2 separate regions of the Homo sapiens genome follow, and region 1 is linked to region 2. Evidence: chromatin loops called from intact Hi-C (ENCODE). Cell type or tissue: B cell. All regions are shown on one strand. Links, peaks and the distances in the headings refer to the core of each region. The heading gives the core; the rest is flanking DNA.

What was found. A loop is a pair of places that touch in the nucleus more often than their neighbours do. Peaks named below come from ENCODE experiments on the same cell type or tissue, not always from the same donor. Only the 100,000 strongest peaks of a DNase experiment are listed, where the experiment ranks them.
Region 1: it touches region 2 in a loop (28-fold over the local background); 9 of 110 quality-filtered maps call a loop at or near these places.

The regions. Positions count from the first base shown.
Region 1 is chrX:12,767,561-12,777,739 of GRCh38, forward strand. No RefSeq gene overlaps it. Among named protein-coding and RNA genes, the nearest start is that of PRPS2, 19 kb to the right of the region's middle. In B cell, for the core only: CTCF peaks have their summits at 3,013 (motif pointing left), 3,214, 4,109 (motif pointing left) and 4,321; DNase peaks (open chromatin) are centred at 3,071 and 4,071; H3K27me3 peaks cover 199 bases.
Region 2 is chrX:11,527,330-11,537,508 of GRCh38, forward strand. The region is part of intron 1 of ARHGAP6 (Rho GTPase activating protein 6); the gene reads right to left. Among named protein-coding and RNA genes, the nearest start is that of ARHGAP6, 130 kb to the right of the region's middle. In B cell, for the core only: CTCF peaks have their summits at 6,016 (motif pointing right) and 6,215; a DNase peak (open chromatin) is centred at 5,992.

The DNA of each region.
Region 1 (10,179 bases), core at 766-8,765, 1.2 Mb after region 2:
TTTCAGACTTGCAGAACGTCAAAAATATATTTCCCAACTACCATTCCTCAGGAAGCTACTGGATGACAGGCTTCCCCCCAGCCCCCGCCTCCAAATGAAGGAGTCTAAAAGAAAGAGGAAGATATGGTGCCAGAGAAACTTTGGAACTGGTGATAAAGGTAGGGCTAGTAACAGAAGTACTGGGCTTAAGAAAAAGCAAACTTAAATACATATATATATATACAATAATGTGAAAAAATTATCTGGAGCATGTCTTTCAAACTTTAATGTGAGTCATTTGGAGGGCTGGTTAAACCTGAGCAAGCTTTCTGGGCAGAAATTGTTCTGTACACATGTTATTGAGGGATATGGAGGTTAATTAGAAAAAAAAGTGGTTATATCCAGGGAAGAAAAACTGGAGCCACAGGGGCTGGGGGTGGGGAGGTGCAGTGCAGGAAATTATTGCTAATGGCTGCAGTGGGTCCTAGCAGGAAGACATCTGGCCCTGTATAACAGGGGTCAGCAAATTATGGCCAGGGAGCCAGCTGCCTATCTTTGCAAATAAACTTTTATTGGAACACAGCCACGTCCATTTATTTCAGTGTTGTCTATGACTGCTTGCCCAGGAGAATGGCAGGGTTGAGTAGTTGCCACAGAGTCTGTGTGACCCACGAAGCCTACAATATTTACTATCTGGTCTTTTACAGAAAAGGTTTGCAAATCCCTGTTTTAAACCATCGGTGTTTAACTGATAGAAATAAAAACTAAATTCTAAAAGAGCAAAAAAGAAAAAAATAATGACTATAGAATGGTAAAATGTTAGAGCTGGAAGAAATCACCTCCATCTGCATTGCTTAAGGAGAGAAGACTCAGGTTCGGGGAGGTGAAGTATGAATTGAAAGTAATGGCAAAAACCGCAGTTACTTTTACACCAATCTAATAGCTTGTCCATGGCCCGAAGGTAGTGGGAAATCCAGGAGTATGACCCAGGTCACTGATTTCCCCCATTGCCACATGGTTATCTCTTACTAATCTATCACTGTATTTAAATGGCTTTCCATCTAGGCAAGTTATAAAACATTACTTAGTTTAGTAAAGTAAGGTATTCATGACTTAAAACTGGCATGTGACTAGGGTTCACCGAGAGTTCTAATTCAGCATTCTACAATGAAATCTGTGAACCATAAAGCCTGCATGCAGCTGAAATTCCTAAACTTTTCAGGAACACTGGAGTACACAATCAACGTTGCCTTAAATGTGATTTTCAATGGCTTTCAATTGTAAAGCATTACGCTAGCTTGTTGTCAGTTATTTCATCAAACCAAGTATGTATTTGCCACTTGGGGGGGCTATCATCTTCCTAAAGCAGGGTTTAAGGTGCCTAAGATGGAGAGTTCCAGTGTGAACCATGCACGTCCTTTGTTACAACCTAAAGCGCTGTGACAGGTAGAACGAAAAATGTAATGGCTCACACACAGAGAAGTTTCTGATTCACGTAACACTTTGAAGGGATAGGAGTTGGGGAAGGGAGTTGGTTTATAAAGTAGGGGGTAGGGAAGAGAAGGGCTCTGTTTCACATGGTCATTCAAAGGCCCAGGCTGATGGTGGCTCTGCCATCTTCAAAATTTGGCTTCCCAGAACACTCTAGTCATTATCATTCCGGCCAGCAGGAAGAGGGGAAAGTCATGGAGGAGTATGTGAGGTTTAATGCCACATCTGTTCACATTGTACTGGCTAGAACTCAGCCACACGCTGGCACCTAACTGTGAAGGCAACTGGGAAATTTACAAGGATTTGAAAAATCAGGAAATATATAATGAACTTTGTATTTGTTTATTTTTATTTTTTAGAAATGGAAGTCTCACTATATTGGCCAGACTAGATTTGAACTCCTGGGCTCAAGTGATCCTCCTGCCCCAGCCTCCCATGTAGCTGGGATTACAGGCACGTGCCACCATGCCTGACTTGATGAACTATTTTAAAACAATATTTTCTGTACATCTTCAATTAACAAGCTCAATATGTTTTCTTCAGCTTCCAAACACATTTTCACATGTGTGGCCATGGGCCTGGGGAAGGGGTAAATGAATGTTCGTGGTCTTCACCATATTTATTGCTAAAGACTGAGGTTTATAGCCAAAAATGCTTGCAAAGCAACATTCCATTGTTATCACTGAGATCTTTTCTCCATTGGAAAGTGGGAATGAGACAGACAGGTGTCCTACAGAGGTCTTTTGTCCACCTAACTATATCAAAAACACTTTCAGTCATTACTATTGAAGAGCAGTTTTGATCTATAACTTAGTGGGCTGAAAATTAGGGTGTGGGCATTTTAGTTGTGGCATAAACTGGGCATAGTGTCCCCAAGGACTCAGGCTTAGGAAGAGGGCTTACTTGACCTGAAGCTAAACATTTTTTAACAAATAGTTGCAGAAAAATACATAGTCACCTGCAAGCACTGACAGGTAATAGCCTGGCATGAATCTAAATACCTTTATCTTACATACCTGTAATAGTTTAAATCTGAAGACAACCTGAATCCCAGCTGATGCAGCTTGTACACCCAAGCCAGTGCACCTGATCGTCTAGGGTCCCACAGGCCTGTGGCTTCCTCCTCTCATGGGGTCAGCATGAGTTATAAATCCTGCAGCAGCATACCCACCTTTCCTTCCTGGTTCTTCTATTTGCACTGTTGCCTGCAAGAAACTATGGATGGGGAAAAGTAAAAATTCACTCTCCCCAGTCTTGCATCAGTTGGCCTGGAATTAGCATGATCCATGTGGTCTGCCATTTGGTTTGCTGTCCAGCCCTTCCTGATCACCAGGAGAGACCGAGAGCTCAGGAGTGAAGCAGAGAGCACATGCACCAATGTGGGGGCCGGTGGTCCTGATAGCCCTGGAGCTACCCAGACAGACGGGAGAAAGGGGACTCTCTAGGCCATCAAAGATAAACTGCATTTCCCTTAGAATACTACCTAAGCCTGCTCCATCTTCACCTAGGAGCCATTTATTTGTTTTTATATTAAGAATTTTATTATGCGCTTTGGTTTATATTCATTATGATTTACAAAGTCCTGCCATCTAGTGGCCAAATTAATAACACATCTTCTCTGAACACGCCAGTATCTGCCCAGGACTCAAATATCGGATCCTTGAAATGTTTTTTAACAATGCCTAATGTAGAGCAGATATTCAGAAATATTTAATGCAAAAGTAAAATGTAGTTCAACCAACAGTTTCAAGATATGGTATATGACATACAAGGAAATGAAAGAAAGCAGACATCCTACGATATTTATGGCTAAGCTCTATTGTCAGTGTGTTATAATCCAGTAGGGATCTCTCCAAAGAGAAATCTCAGAAGGGCCAAATATGGTGAATTATTGTATGTACACTCATGGTCTTCATCATCGTGGTCATCATCATTATCATTACACAGACAAAAGGGGCCAACAACAGGCTTACCTTGAGAGAAGGGGAGAAATGGACTACAGCAGAGTTTCCCAAATTTGTCTGCATATTTATAATCACCTGGAGATCATTTAGATTCCAAAGCCCAGACCACATTGCATGCCAGTTAAATCACAATCTCTGGGAGTGGCCCAGGCATCAGTATTTTTGAAGTTCCCAGATTCAAATACACAGTCATGTATGGGGATCACGGGATTATGAGTATCCAGCATTTACATCCGTGCAATGGTATCTTACACGAGCAGTTTACAAGAGCATTTTGGACTAGATTAACTCATCTAATCCTTGTGCATTAGGATTATAAGTAAGAATAATCCCTGTGCGATAAATAAAATCATTTCCCTGTTGGTTCCTAATTTTCCAGAAAGCTTGGGAAGTCATCTGGGAGCTACATTGGCACAGCAAGCCTGCCCTCTTCCCTATATTATGTGGTTGCTTGAGGTGGCTGGGGTGGGGAAGCTGACCAAGAGTATGGGGGACTAAAGCCCCATTCCCCACACAGTGCCCCCACTGATTAATTACCTCTGCTTTCGAAAGGCAGAGACAGAGGCTTCTCATTTCCTTAAAGCGGCACAGCGGTGCACAGCGGTGCACAGCGGAGGCGGCACAGCGGTGCACAGCAGAGGCAGCACTGCGCCCTCTGCTGGAGGGTCCGAGTGGGCTCTTGGGTATGCAGTGGCAACAGCAGCGCCCTCCGGCGTGTGCTTTCCACTCACGGAGCTGGGATCCATGCACTGCAATGCCCTTCATGCAGATTGAATGTAGACAAATCCGAATTTTTCTGATGTATTTCTATATAAAACGATTATTTACTTCGTGGAAGCCTTTTTTTTTTTTTTTTTTTTTTGAGGCAAGGTCTCAATCTGTCACCCAGGTGAAAGTGGCAGTGGCGCAATTACGGCTCATTGTGGCCTCTATCCCTGAGCTCAAGAGATCCTCCCGCTTCATTTAGTGATTTTTTGTAGAGACCCCACCTCTACTATTTTTGTAGGTCCCGTGTTACCCAGGCTGGTCTCGAGCTCCTCGGCTCAAGTGATCCACTTGCCTTGGCCTCCCAAAGTGTGGGGATTACAGGCGTGAGCCACTGCGTCCAGCAAGGCTTCCTTTCCCTAAAAAAAGAATCACCACAGAATTTCTGAAGATAACCAACCCATTTTCTATATTTTACATTATTCCATTTAAAAATTCAATTCTATATTCATCTTCTTCAGCAATCGTTTTTGGGTCGAAGATAAGCACACTGAAATACTTATCCAAGCCATTGGTTTTACATTTTTATACTTGCCCATCCAGCAGACAATAAAACAGAAAGAGAAACTTTTCAAAACCCAAAGAGATCCCCCTCTCTCAGGGCTGCTGTGTACGGGTACACAGGTTGTGCACTGTACAACTTCAGGAGGCACACACCATATGGACAGTAATGTGAATCATAGCCCTTCATTGATGCAACAAGGTGGGACTGCTCTGGTGCTAGGTGTTGCAGAAGAAATAGAGAAGCCTGCCTTCACTTGTGTTTCTAACATGAGTGCTGGTGACCCACGAGCTCTGTCGTGAAACACCCCACAGCCAACTCTAACGGTTATCACTTCAAAGCCAGTGCTGTTTCTCCTGGGATGGCTTCGTGCTGCTTCTAGGTCATTTTTCCAGTCATATAAAATGCGTATCTTTCTTTTGTTTTTAAAAATACTTTCTCTGAGAACGTTTTAAAAAAAGATTTGTTCCAGCTCATCCATACTCAAGAGAACTTCATGTTTTGTACCCTAAACTTGAAAAACTCAGATAACAGAGAGAACGTAATGTTTGTGTTTACTCCATGACCCTTTATGAACCTTCAGTATCATACTTGCCTTTATTCTTCTGAGCAAATGCTGATTCTGCTTGTATTCAAATTCGTGTTTGACCTCTTCTGAAATATATGATCAGTATTGTGTTTCAAATCGCCTTCGAAGTGTACTTACTTGTGAGTGCAAGCCTCTCCTCAGCTGGAGATCACACGCAGCTCCTTGGGAGGGAAGGGGGTCTGGGTCCAATTGGATTGCTTGCCCTCATATAGAACACAGAACTCATAAAAATGGATATGTGAGGAAGAGAGGTGCTAAACTCATCATGGCCAGTGGTCCTTACATTTCTTACTGCAACTAGCTCTTCAGCAAATGCTAAAAGCCATCTTTCAAGATCCCGAGTCTGGCCAGGTGCAGTGGCTCATACCTGTAACCCCAGCACTTTGGGAGGCTGAGACCGGTGGTTCAAAACCAACCTGACCAACATGGTGAAACCCCGTCTCTGCTGAAAATACCAAATAATAATAACAAAAATAAAATTTTTTAAAAATCCCGGGTCTGCCTGTATACCCCGACACCATCACCACCGGGGATCACATAGACTACTTTTTCCTTCTCTGCTTCTCTTAGGTGCCTAGAACATCGGCACTCTTTGGGGTTTCAAACGTTCACTTCTAACTTGGCTTTTGTTTCTTTTTTGAGATGGAATTTCGCTCTTGTTACCCAGGCTGGAGTGCAAAGGTGTGATCTCGACTCACTGCAACCTCCGCCTCCTGGGTTCAAGCGATTCTCCTGCCTCAGCCTCTCAAGTAGCTGGGATTACAGGTGTGCGCCGCCACACCCGGCTAATTTTGTATTTTTAGTAGAGACGGGGTTTCACCATGTTGGTAAGGCTGATGGCAAACTCCTGACCTCAATTGATCCACCCGCCTCAGCCTCCTAAAGTGCTGAGATTACAGGAGGGAGCCACCGTGCCCGGCCCTAACTTGGCTTTCTAATGTAATTCTTTTAAATCCACTTGGTCTTTTTAATCTTGTGTTAGTATGTCCGGTTTGATTGTTTCTGTGTTTTTTATCTTCAAGCTGGCCCAAATCCCTTTAGGAAGGGAAATAAAAAACACACAAATTGGAAAATATGTAGTTGCAACTCCAAGCCTATGAGATCTGGTCAGGACATGGGTGCCACAGAAACCAGAGGTCGGGAGACCCCTGAACCCTGCTTCCTGCTCACGGCAACAGCAGGGGTGGCTGAAGCCAGAGAGATAGTTTTGCTCTCTTATTTCTTATCACATAGGAATCACAGGACATAACGCCATAGCAATTAGCAGGGGCAGTGTGTGGAGTAGTTCAGTTGACAGGCTTGAAAGATCATACACACCTAAGTTCAAATCCCAGCTCTGCCACTTAGCAGCTATCGATCAACTTGCTTATTCTCTCTGCCCTTCAGTTTATTCATCTGTAACATGGAGATAGTAATTCACACCTTTTCAGCTTTTGTAAGGATTAATTGAATTAATGAATGTGAATACTTAGCACAGTGCTTAGGGAATGAACAATATGGGTGCAAAACATATTAGAGCCAAATATAATAAGTATAGTTTTATAATTTTTTCCCAGAAGAAAGCTGGATAATAATATATGACTGGCCAGTGGGAGGGAGAGCATCAGGATCAATAGTTAATGCATGCGGGGCTTAATACCTAGGTGATGGCTTGATAGGTGCAGCAAACCACCGTGGCACACGTTTACCTATGTAACAAACCTGCACATTCTGCACATGTATCTCGGAACCTAAAATAAAATAAAATAATATATATATATATACCTATATATGACTGGCTATTTTATCACTCATCTTTCTAAATAATAGGCACAATTCAAATTGTTCTCTTTTATTAAAAGGTTTGGGGCTATGGAAAGAAAATCTTGTAGAAAACACCTTATTTCTCTCTTCAAACGTTTCCCCAATTTTTTTCCTTTGATTTTTATATCTTTGAAATGTAATTGCCCTCAAACACTAATTTATTAACAGTTGAACATTTGATTTGCATACAGTCATCTTTCATTCAAAACTACTAAATTGTTTCGGAAGTTTTTTTTTCCAAAAATAAAAATTACCAATACAGATTCTCAGCACGCACTCAATAAACTGATTGAGAAGAAATATACTCTTAAATTTCCTTCACTTTTAGAAAGACAAGTTCTCTGGAATTTGCTCTATTTCAAAAGGTTAAAATAGTAAGTTCTAGTTCTTTGCATTCTAGATGCTTTGCCATGAGACCGATATACTTCCCATACTTTAATTTTTCCAAAATATAGGAAAAATGTACAATAGGTTGGACGCAGTGGCTCACACCTGTAATCCCAGCACTTCGGAAGGCCAAGGTGGGTGAATGGCTTTGAGCTCATGAGTTTGAGACCAGCCTGGGCAACATGGTGAAATCCCATCTCTACAAAAAAAATACTAAAATTAGCCAGGTGAGGTGACATGTGCCTGTGGTTCCAGCTACTCGGGAGGCTAAGGCTGGAGAATCACTTGAACCTGGGAGACAGAGGCTGCAGTGAGCTGAGATCATGCCACCACACTCCAGTCTGGGTGACAGAGTGAGACCCTGTCTCAAAAACTAAAAATAAAATAAGATTTTTTTTAATGCACAATAAAAATTAGAATAATACCAAAACAATGATGATACAATAAAAGCCTTTCTCCAGAAGAAAATGAAAATATAAACATATTTCTAAAATAAGTATTATTTGGGAGGTTAAGCTAAACCAGCAAATCTCAAGCTACATATGGTTACAATTTATATGAAAAAGAAAATTTCCAACCAACGGCATCTGAACCATAAATCTAGATTTAGACAATTCCACTGTTACTTGTTTTCCCAGGGCTGCATTATTCATTTTAGAATTGGAATTTTCTTTAATTCTCTAAAATACAAGGCAGGAAGCAGATTCGTTGCCATGTGGAAGAGTGCAAGTCCTTTGACTACGTGGGTCTCTGTCCCCGACCTCAACGCTGCCGGCCATGCTCTGTTGAGCCTAGTTCAGGATCAAGAGCTTCAGAATACCCTCCATCTTAAGGCAACATTTATACAGACCTATTTGATATGCTCTTTGGTTTTTTTCTCTTCAACAGTAAAAGCACACTCCCTCTTCAGGAGGATAATTAAATTTCTCCAGTCCCATGCACGTCCTGAGCTGCATTGCAGGCCCAGGTTAATTGGAGACAGGCAGCTATTTGCCCTCTAATTTAAATGAGTCCTAAGGCTGAGAGGCATACAAGCAAAATCAGACACCTACAAGAGCCAACAGAACAAACGGAAAGGTGTGCTTAGGGCATGGCCTAACAGCAAACACAAGCACAGTCGAGAGGATAGGACAATCGACATTTGGCTTCCATGGGCAGAAAATAGAGACCACTGGAGCAGACAGCAGAGAGGAGAATGTTGCCCCAGGAAAAGGGGGCAGCCTCTACCCAGGGGCAGACAACTATGGCTAGATGTGCAGGCAGGATGTATGTTGCCAGATCTTCTGGTTTTTCAAGAGATGTCAAAGATTTGGTGTTTATATGGAGTTTTCTATATTTTAAAAGTTAAGAACCCAGCCAGGCACAGTGGCTCACGCCTGTAATCCCTGCACTTTGGGAGGCTAAGATGGGCGGATCACTTGAGGTCAAGAGTTTGAAACCAGCCTGGCCAACGTGGTGAAATACTGCTTCTACTAAAAATATCAAAAAAAAAAAAAAAAAAATAGCCGGGTGTGGTGGTGCGTGACTGTAATCCTAGCTACTCGGGAGGCTGAGGCAGGAGAACTGCTTGAACCTGGGAGGCGGAGGTTGCAGTGAGCCGAGATTGCACCATTGCACTCCAGCCTCGGCGACACAGTGAGACTCCGTCTAAAATAAATAAATAAGTAAATGTAAATTAAGGACTGGTTCAGACTAAAGACAACAACACAACATTGCTACTCAGACCAAAGAGAACAGAACTGCAAGACGCTGGTTTCCTAATTGTGGCATAGAGTGATGTTTTCTTCAGGGTTGCATTTCTCCCCAAAATATAAATTGAGACCAATGTCATTCTTTCAAACACTCTTCTTTAAAGGAAATATCAAAGAAATAAACCTCTATACTACATGCAATGTAGGATCCTGGATTGGATCCTGGAACAGAAAAAAAGACCATAGTGGTAAAGTAGTGAAATCTAAATAAAGCCTAGAGTTCCGCTAATAGTACTGAACCAATGTTCGTTTCATACTTTCAACAAATGTGCTGTGGTTGTGTAAGAGGTTAACATTGGGAGAGACTGAGTGAAAGATATATAGAAACTACACCATCTATGCAACCTTTCTGTAGATCTAAAAGGATTCCAAAATAAAAAGTTTAGTTAAAATAAACTATATGGAATAATATGCGTGAAATATGGCCCATCAATTAAATTATAAAACACACATTAAGCAAGTTGTCTGTGAACATCACCATAGTAAGTATAGTAAGTTTATAGTAACTAAGGAAGAATGCACAACTAGGTTCTGGCATGGAATTGGGGACAGGACAGTAGGGAGTTGAAATGCCAGAAAGAATAAGATACCTTAAGGCAATTGGTAAACCAATGTGAGCAGGTCAGAGAGACTGGGAGGGGAGGATTTAGGTGAAAACCTGAAAGAAACGGAGAGCAAACTATTACAGACCTGAATTTCATGTAGAGAGGGTAGACAATGACATTGCTCATTTATTTTCTCTTTACTTAAATATTGTTGTAAAATCAGTCAAAATAAGGCTTCTTTACTCATCTATGGTTTACTACTTTCCCAGCTGCTAATTTTAAATTAGCCTCCCCTCTGCTGAGGATCACAGTTAACAAAATACAAGGTATTTACAAGCAAAAGTTAAGCACAAATAAAGGCCTAGCTGAAAATGAAAAGGAGAGAACTCTAAACCACAATGAC
Region 2 (10,179 bases), core at 1,459-9,458:
GTTGCCAGGCACAGTGGCTCACACTTGTAATCCCAGCACTTTGGGAGGCTGAGATGGGTGGATCACAAGGTCAGGAGTTGGAGACCAGCCTGGGCAACATGGCGAAACCTTGTCTCTATTAAAAATACAAAAATTAGCCGGGTGTGGTGGCACACGCCTATAGTACCAGCTACTTGGAAGGCTGAGGCAGGAGAATTGCTTGAACCCGGGAGGTGGAGGTTGCAGTGAGCCAAGATTGTGCCACTGCACTCCAGCCTGGGCGACAGAGCGAGATTCCATCTCAAAAAATAAAAAGAAAAGAAAAGAAAAAAGAATTAACCAATTGTCTGCTGCATCTTTTTTATCTGTTCCCACATCTTTTTATCAATGACACTAGATTAGGGTTGCCAGACAGAATACAGGTCACTCAGTTAAATTTGACTTTCAGATAATAAATGAATATTTTTAGCATAAATATGTCCCAAATATTGCATGGTTCTAGATGGGTTGGGGAAAACATGATTTTAGAAACCCTGGAATTTTCAACCTTATTTTGCATTATGGTCTTTTCAAAGCATTGCATGGGATCTACTTATAAATACCACATGGAATATACTGTAAAAATATTTGTTTTTCTGAAATTCAAATGTAACTGAGTGATTTGCTAAATCTGGCAATTAGTTACATTAGCTGAATATGCCTAATCACAGAGGTGGTCAAAAGGCTTAAGGACTTGTGGATACAAGTTTCAGTTCAGTTTTTATAAATTCCATTAAAATTTTCGATAAGTATGGCTGGATTCCTTTTAGGAAACGTAGTCTAAAGATTCACATTCTTTTATGAGCAATCGCTACAGAACAAGGGCCCCAAATTCTGTGTGTGTCTGTGTTTCTTTTAGTCCATCTGCTTCCAAAGTCTTATTAAATTCAACTTAAACTACACTGAGCTATTGATTGAACTATTTATTCTACCAATAGACAATACCTATGGTGCTTTTCTGTGGCACGTTTAGATAAAATATTTGCTAACCTTTCAGCACAGAGGGAGATGAAGCCCTGCTAGTGAAGTCCAGCTTACCAAGGGCATATGTTATATATTCCCCTTTTATTCTGGCATACTTCTGATTTAGCCCAGATGCTGTGTAGATTCTACCGATTCTTGCATTTCGCTGCCTACCTTTTACCAAAAGGGTTGCCTAGCAGGGTCCACAGGGTTTCCAAATGCAGGAAACTATAGCAAAGGTTGCTTGTCCTTTTAATCCACAGACTGTTATCAATGCAGATTCTTTGAATGCTTTGAAAAGACCACAATGGACAATGAGGTTGTAAATTTCAAGGCTTCTAAAAAACATATTTCCCCAGCCCTCCTAGAATTGAACCAGTTACAACAAGATCTTTATGCAACAGGGCCCAGATTCTGGACACTAATAGCTTTGCCCCTGGGTGAAGTAGGCCAGGTTTCCTTAAGCAAAGGCCGCTATTAAGCTTTTGGGTTCTCCACCAGGTCTCCAAGGCATCCATGCATGCATAAACAAACAACCCGAAACTCAGCCTTTCCTGTACCCATGTGTAAGCTTAATGGCTTATATTACCAAAACATTACTAAAACCAACCCAGAAATAAAAGAAAATGGATGTCAAATCAGTGTAACTGTCAGTGGAGTGGTTGTCATTCTAGACTTTCTATCCCTGAAAGAAGTTGGATAGAGCAAGAAACATCTGTGTGTGCTTCTGATGTCACACACACAATCTCCCTCTCCCCCATCTACTTTTACTTTTCTCAGGCCCTTGCTGCAAGGGAAATCTCTCGAGTCTTTAGTGTAATGTCTGGAACATAGTAAGTGCTTGATAAATGCCAGCTATCAGCACTATTAACAGGCACTGTCACCTGGTTTAAGGTCAGTTCGACTCCAAGCTAAATTCTCAGTGTTCCCTATAGTTTAGGCTTTGTGGGACTAAAGGCAGTGCACGAATCATGCTCTAGAGCAGTGTTTCTCAAATGACCTGTATTGAAAGACAAGGTTTGCTTGTTTGTTTCCAATCCATTGCAGAATCATACTTTTGTAAAATGTAATAAAAATAAAATAAATTACTAAAAAGGGGTGGAGGGAAGCACATGAAACACAAGCCCAGTTTTAAAAATTAGGTTCAATAGATATAAAATTATGGTGCCAAATTTCTATAAAAGTTTCTAAATGTTTACTCTTGCTTGATTTGCATATATCCTTACAGACCTGCAAGGACTATCTAAGAATTGGCACTGGTCCGGGGACCATACTTTGAGTAGCATGGATCTAAAGATCATTAAACATGCATTTCACTATTGAAAACATAGGCTCTTGAAATGGAATAATATGATTATTTTAATCAGTGAGTAAACTGACACCTTGTTCTTTTATTAATAAGAGAAGAATAACTCTGATAAGTCAAAGTAATATATGCAGTATGAAAATTTAATGATATTTTCCCCAGTAGATTAAATTTCTAATTATGTGGTATTTAGGCTAATGTTAAAATCTGTATTTTCCTTAGTACACAGGCCATCAACAAGTGGAGGTGTCTGCTCAGGAAATACAACTTATTTCTGTCAAAAATATATTGTGAATAATACAATGTATATGCAGTGTATAATACTCTCCAAAGAAGGACAAAAATCAGGAAAACTACAATAGGTATGGATTTGCCACTTCAGAAAGCCACTGCCTTACCTGGATATGGCTCTCTCAAGTTTACAAGACTGTGGCATTAAACCATACTGTGTCTGAATACCTTTCCCATCCCCATCTACCAAGGAAAATTCTGCTGATCTTACAAGACCCAGATCAAGAGTTACCTCTTGAGTGCATTCTCAACATTCATTCATCCATTCATTCGTCATTCACACTCATCCATCCAACAAAAGTGTATTGCCTACCCTACAATATGCCAAGCTGGAGATGGCACATGGTGGTGTAGGTGCTACAGATACAACATTGAACAAACCATGGTTCCTACCTTTTTAGAGTTTGTGTTCTAATGGTGAGAAAGGAGAGAAAAACAAATTAAATATATTCATAATATTGTGTTTGGTAAGTGAAAACTGTTATAAAGCAAAGTAAAACACGGACTCAACTTGCTATCTTCATCTAAACCACAGAACACAGAAAGTACTTTGACAGACTATATTCTCAATTTTCCCAAGGATGATGCACAGCTATTACCATTCTCGATACATACGAGAGAAGTTAATTCATTGCATACAATGGATGCCTTAGGGAATGACATCTTAATTTGCAGACTGAGAGAGGGTGAAATAGAGAGTAACTGAGGTGCTATTTTAGATAATGTACTCTGAGTGGCCTCTGTAAGAATTGTACAAGGGAGCAGAGATCTTTTTTTAAAAATCCTTGAGCATGAGCCATGTGGATAACTAAGGGAAAAACACTTCAGGCAAGAAAACGAAATTCAAATTCCCCAAAACATAGAGAACTTGTTGAGTCTGAGGAACAGCTGGGGGAGGCCTATGTAACTGGAATGGAATGAGTGAAGTGCCAAGTACTGGGAGAAAAGGACAGCAGGTCAGGGTTGTCAGTAGAGGGTGCTCCTACCAAGCCTTATTAGACTGTCACTTTGCAGTTCAATTATAGCATAATCATACTATTTTTCTTCAGTTAGCAATAGGTTGTTTGAAGGCAGAATCTGTGTGACGGTCATTTTGTATTTCGACATCCAGCACTGCAACACGTTAAGGCTTAAATGTGTGACTGAACAAGTGAATGGATAGATGAATGAATTAATATATTCATACAGGGCTTTCACAAACAATATTCATTAATTATCTGCCATCCTTCCAGGAGGCGGATCTAGTCTTACTGCATCTAATTTACATATAAAAAATCTAGGATGTTCATCAACTTGCCTGCAGGTACAGAATTGCTAAGATCTAGGAAAAAGGACCTTCCAAATTCAGATGTTTGACTCTTAGTTTAATGCCCTTCGTATATATTGAGCTTCCAATTATGGTTAATAGAATGGACAGAAGTAAGTTTTTTAAAAAATCACTGTATATCACAATACTTTCTGAAAATGGTAGATGCAAATGTAAAAGTTTACATTGTTTTTAGAGTGGGGACTGGCTGCCCTCTCCTGGAAATATGAAAAAATCCCATGAAGCAAAACCCATTTCTCTAGTCAATCTAAGACATTCCTCCACCCACCCACTCACCTTACCCCTCTTCCCCATCTCTCTGTTTCCTTTCTTTCCTAAACTTTTCTTTCATGTTTGTCAACCTAGATTAATGACAGGGGGTTCTTTTTTTTTTTGGCTGTAAGATTTATTTTTAAAACCTGAACTGCATCAGATACATAATACCCATTTGTTTGCAAGTTGTTGCTTTAAAATTTATTATAATCCATAGCTATCCCAAGCTTTGAGCTTCAGTTCACATTCCCTTTATATCCTCATTTTCTCCAAAATCCAGACAGCTGCCTGGGGTCCCAGCTATTACAGTCAAAACTATCGGTGATTACAGAGATGAAGAAACGTGGTTTCTCTTATTAGCTCAGTACACTTATTCTTACAACTCAAAGTGTGTTCCACAGTCCAGCAACATCAGCATAACCAGTATTAAAAATTCTGAAGCTCAGGCCCCATTGTGCTGGTAATATTTACCAGACAATTACATGCACATTCTCATTTGAGGAGCTCTGCTCCAAGGATGCTATTGAGGCATTGGTGCTACACTGAGCTGGGGTTCGAAGTCTCCTTTGTTTTCAACCATGTGGGTGGAGGTTAGAGAAAGATTTGTTGAACACACAACACTGTAGCCACAATCTCTAATACAGTTCATGGTATTTCTTTAAAAATACAATTCCATTCATTCATTATTAACTGATGCCATTTCTTATGTTCATCATAATCACTTTATACATACGTACCGAGTTTAAAGACAAGGTCTTAAAGTGGATATGTTCACGAACATGTGCGTGTAATGATAAATACCAAGGGAACATGGCTAAGAAATGGCATCAACTGATAAAGAATAAATGAATGAATAACAAAATTTTATTTTTAAAGTAACAGGGTGGACTGTGTTAGAGACTGTGGGTACACTGCTATGTGTTCACCAAAACCTATTCCCTCTCCACCCTGTCTGTGATCATGTGACTGTGTTCTGGCCAATGGGATGGTGCTTGACTGATTACAGGCTGGCCTAGAAAAAAACTTCCCATGCAAGATCCTTTCTCCAGCCTCTGGCTGGAAGTAAGGATTCCAAAGCCCTAGGGCAAGTGTTAACAAACTGGTTTTGCACTGCCTGTGAGCTAATCATGTTTTTTACATTTTTATGGTTGAAGAAAAATTAAAAAGAAGACTATTTCATGAAAAACCTATCAAATTCCAATCTCAGCATTAAAGATAAACTTTTATTGGAATACAGCCACACTCATTCATTTACATATTGTATACAGCTGCTTTCACACTACAAAGGCAAAGCTGAGTAGTTTTGACACAGACCAGAAAGTCCACAAAGCCTAAAATATTTCCCATCTGGCCATTAACAGAAACAGTTTGCTGATCTCTGCCCTAAAGTCTGGCTGAACTACAAGATGGGAGGAGCATGGATCCCCAAGTCACTACAAGGAAGGCTGTCCACCAAATATCCTCATTGGACTCTTACATAAGAGAGAAACAAACTTGCAGTTTCAAAATTTCACTCAGATTTCAGGATTCATCTGTTTCAACTCATACAAAAAATTTCTTTTTTAAAAAATTAGATGTCCAGAGGGCAGTGTGACAGACAGGTAAACTGAATAAAGAAGATGAGAATGCATAATTTTAAGGAGATACCATTTTTGTATTCACAGCGTTTAAGTCATACTGGGGCTACCACCGAGAAGGGGACAACTTTTCAGTAACATATTTTAAAATAAGTGTAATATATCCCCTCATTTCCACTAGGTGGCACTTAAGACCATTTACATTTTCAAAACGGCTCTATTTTGTAGTATGTTGTGTAATATAATCCTTTACTCCCACTAGGTGGCACTTAAGATCCTTTATAATTTCAAAACTAATACATTTTGTAATGTAATGTGTAATATATCCCCTCATTGCCACTAGGTGGCACTTAAGATCCCTTATTCAAAATACACATTTCAGGATCATCACAAAGTTTGTAATTTAATTAAGGTGGAACTATCAAAACCTACTTTATACTCGTTATTGCTGGAGACAGAAAAAGATACAAATCAGAACCTCTCCCTCCAAAGAATTGATCATTTGTAGATTTATAGTATAACAAACAACATGTATCTTCCTATCAAATTCCCAAATTAAAATCTTCTCATTTCAATAAACTTATTGTTGGTTTGATAATCATTTAAATTGCATAAACATGTTTTACCCAAATGTTCACAGGTCCCACATAAGCAAAATACTGCCCTAAAAGTCTTTGTTTACAGAGAGAAAGGTCACCAATCCTGTCTTCAAGATGCATCTCTAGTAGTGACAGCCATTAACATGCATCATCTTGCAGTCATTTTGTGATTCTTACCATATTTTGTCCAAAATACATTGTGTATCCTTGACAAAAATGTGTTGAAACCAAGTAATAGTTTCTAGACTATGATAAAGAATGTGGGCTGCATCCTGAGAGTAATTATAGAAATATTGAAAGGTTTTGGATTTTTGGAAAGATCACTGTGACATGGAGAAAGAACTGGAGGACTGAAGTGGTCAAGACTAGAGACTAGTTAGGTGGCCTTATCTAGGATAGTAGGCCCTTACAATGGAAAGAAATAAATGGACTCAAGAGACTTGAAGTAGTTACAGTTCTTATCTCTGTGGGCGATAAAGCCCATAAGCTGGAATCAGCTGACTTAGATTCAAAATGGAGATGCTGCCTACCGCAATAGTGCTCTCATGGGAATTAAATAACATCAATATCAGGTGCTTGCTGTACTGCCTGTTGACATGCAGTTGAGCAGTGAAGGGTGTTATTATGGGTCCCACTGTCTACACTCTAGAGAAGATGCTTACACCCTCACACTTAGGTTAATACTATACCTCCATATTGGGCTCCCAGTACCCTATATCTATGGTGTAAAGTGGAGTTTCTCAGCCTTGGCAATATTGACATTTGGATAATACTTGATGGCGGAGGCTTTCCTGTGCATCATAGAATGTTTGACCACATCCCTGGCCTCTACCCACTAGAGGGCTTCTAGAAGCATCCCTCCCCTCCAGCAGTGGCAACCAAAAATGTTTTCAGACATTACCAACTGTCTTCTCGGGGGCAAAATCATCCCCCTTTGAGAACCACTGGTACAGGCCATGGTAGCGAACAGCCCTGTCCAACAGAAATACAATGTGAACCACAAATGAGAGCCACTATGTAATTTATAACTTTCTAGTAGCCACATTAAAAAAGTGAAAAGAAACAGGTGAAACTGATTTTAAACTATATTCTATTTAACCCAGTGTAGCCAAGGTATCATAATTTTAACATGTAATCTACATAAAAATTATCAATGATATAGTTTACATTTTTTCATATTAGTCTTTGAAATCCAGTGTGCATACCTAACCCTAACAGCACATCTCAATGTGGACTCAGCACCTTACAAGTGCCCAACAGCTCCATGGGGTTAAGGGCTACTATATTGAACAGTGCGGAGACAGTATCTCATAGCGTGCATTTTTATATACTGATACCATCTTATTTTCTTCCCCCCATTTCACCATCATCCTCCTTTATCTTATTAGTTTCAAATTTTTAACCACATACGGTATTACATAGTTTCTTTTTATTGCAATAAGAGCTGGTAGGAATAAATTATCAACAAGTGGCCCCTCTCTCCAGTTCCTCCACCATGGCCACTGCTACCTTTGTTGGCTTAAAACACACTTGCATTTAGCCACCCTGCTTCCCATGTATCTGTGTTATGTCTGCCCCCATTACCCATAGAAGTCTCTATCTCTTCATCAAATCATTCTCTGTGCTGACTAATGTTTACCTTCTAGAATTATTCCCATTTATATGGAGACAGCCATATTGTCTCCTTGGGAAAATTGCTTAAATCTTGCATGGAATGAGTCAGCAAACTTTAATGTGATGTTCTGCAAGCCATATGGACTCAACCAACATCTACTGAAGAGCGCTTCATCCTTACATGAGGCTACTTGTTTTACTTATCCTCAAAATAATGAGCCTTCTTGCTGAAAGCGGCAGGTCCCAGTAGCCCACCTTAAGCTTTTTCTCCTCAATGATCAACAGCTTTGATGTACTATAAAAGGAAGTTTTAAGGGCCTCTGCCCTCCTTTAAGTCACCATATTTTTTCCCCATATTCCATAACCACCCGGCATCTCTCATCCCCATGCCCATCTGTGTTGAAGCAGACACCGATTCTGGGGCTGCATTCCAGTCTCTCATTAACAGTGGCCTGGCTTACATCTGACAGTAAGTACGATCCAAGATGGCCCTGATTAACATCCTAGAGAAGAGGAATCTGTGATATGTTCAAAGCAAACAACAGCAAAAAATTCCATTTCCCATTGTTGCTCTGCAGATATCCTTTGGGTTGGAATTTAAAACTATATTGCTATGGCTCCTGAAAACTAGCTTCATATTTTTGTTAATGTTTATGTTTTCCTGACCATCACATTGATGAAGTTCATTCACCATTTATTCATCATGCAAGGATTTTTGTCAGCATCCTTTTGAGGTCCAGCTTCAGCTCATTTTCCTTTGCCTATCTGACCTTAGTAAGCCCACAACATAACATAGAGCAAGGCTGGTGGGCCAGAGGCTGGTGAGTGAGCCAAGCCAACCAACCAGTGTAGAGGGTGGAATAGATGCTGTAGGTACCCCATCATGTCCTCTCAGCACTCGCTGCTTCAGGACATCCCATGACATCCAGCTTCACACATAAGCAGCTCTCTGCCTATAAGCTTTCTCTTGACTAGGGAAAAAAAGGAAAGCCAGAAGTGCCAGGGACCTAATGCCCCTGGATGTTGCCCTGAGCCAACAGCAGCTGAGATTTGGAGGATAAATACCTCAGTGTCCTTGTCCGTTGGGTGGGATAACTCTGAGTTGTATTCTATACTGGCTTATAGGGTTCCCTAATGGGATTGCAGCCCATCTCCTAAAGTGGAAATGTGCTCAACAGTACACCTGTTATTGGATTCCTCCCTTCTCTGTCTCACACCTCCGCTCCTCTACTTTTATTCTCCAAATAAACTCCTTGAATGTGAATCCTTGACTCAGGTGCTACTTCTGGGAGAACCTCATGCAAATCACACTCTGTTTAATAGATAAATATTTTGTTTCTTTGTGAACAATCACCATCAAGAGAGACGATAAAACCTTAATGAAAGTTGAAAAATAATTTAACTTGTGGTATGAAAATATGCACAAAAACATATTTCTGGACAAAAACGTAACTAAAGAAAGCAAAGAGCCTGTACAATTATTTTTGTATTGTCTCTGATATTTGAATTTTTTACTGTGTAATATTTACCAAGGATAAAAAGTACGCTTGAACTCTCTCAAATAATAACATAATAGGGGTTTGCATAAAATGAAATTACCAATTAGAACTTTTTCACGGAAGGGCCTTCAATTTTTTACACCTAAATACTTCAGTAAAATCCAGTGACTTGTTTTCCTAGACTTGATAGAATGTGCTATCACCATCACAAATATTTCAAGCATAGATTCTCTTTCCACACATGATGAAAACTGGGAGCTGTCCCTCAATACTTGTTCTCTTCTTCTGTCACAGTAATACAACATCCAATTTTAGCTGGCATATACCCATCTAGAATAAATATTAGATAACCCAGCCTATTTACAATTAGGAATGGCTATGTGAATAAATTCTAAACAATGAGAGGGAATCAGAAACGTCCTGTCGCGACAACAGATACTTTGCCTTAAGAGACAGTGGTTCTCAACTGGGTGACTTGCCAGCCAGGGAACATGTGGCAATGTCTTGAGACATTTTTAGTTGTTGCAACTGAGGTTCCTACTGGTATCAAGTGGGCAGAGACCAAGGTTGTTGTGAACATTCTACAATGCACAGGACAGCTCCTCTCAGCAAAGAATTACCCTGCCCAAAATGTCAACGGCACAGAGATTACACAACTCCAAATCAGACACTGGATTTGAAACAAGAACTCAGAAACAATTGCTTCTAGTTCTTTTAAGCTCTGGCACAGAAT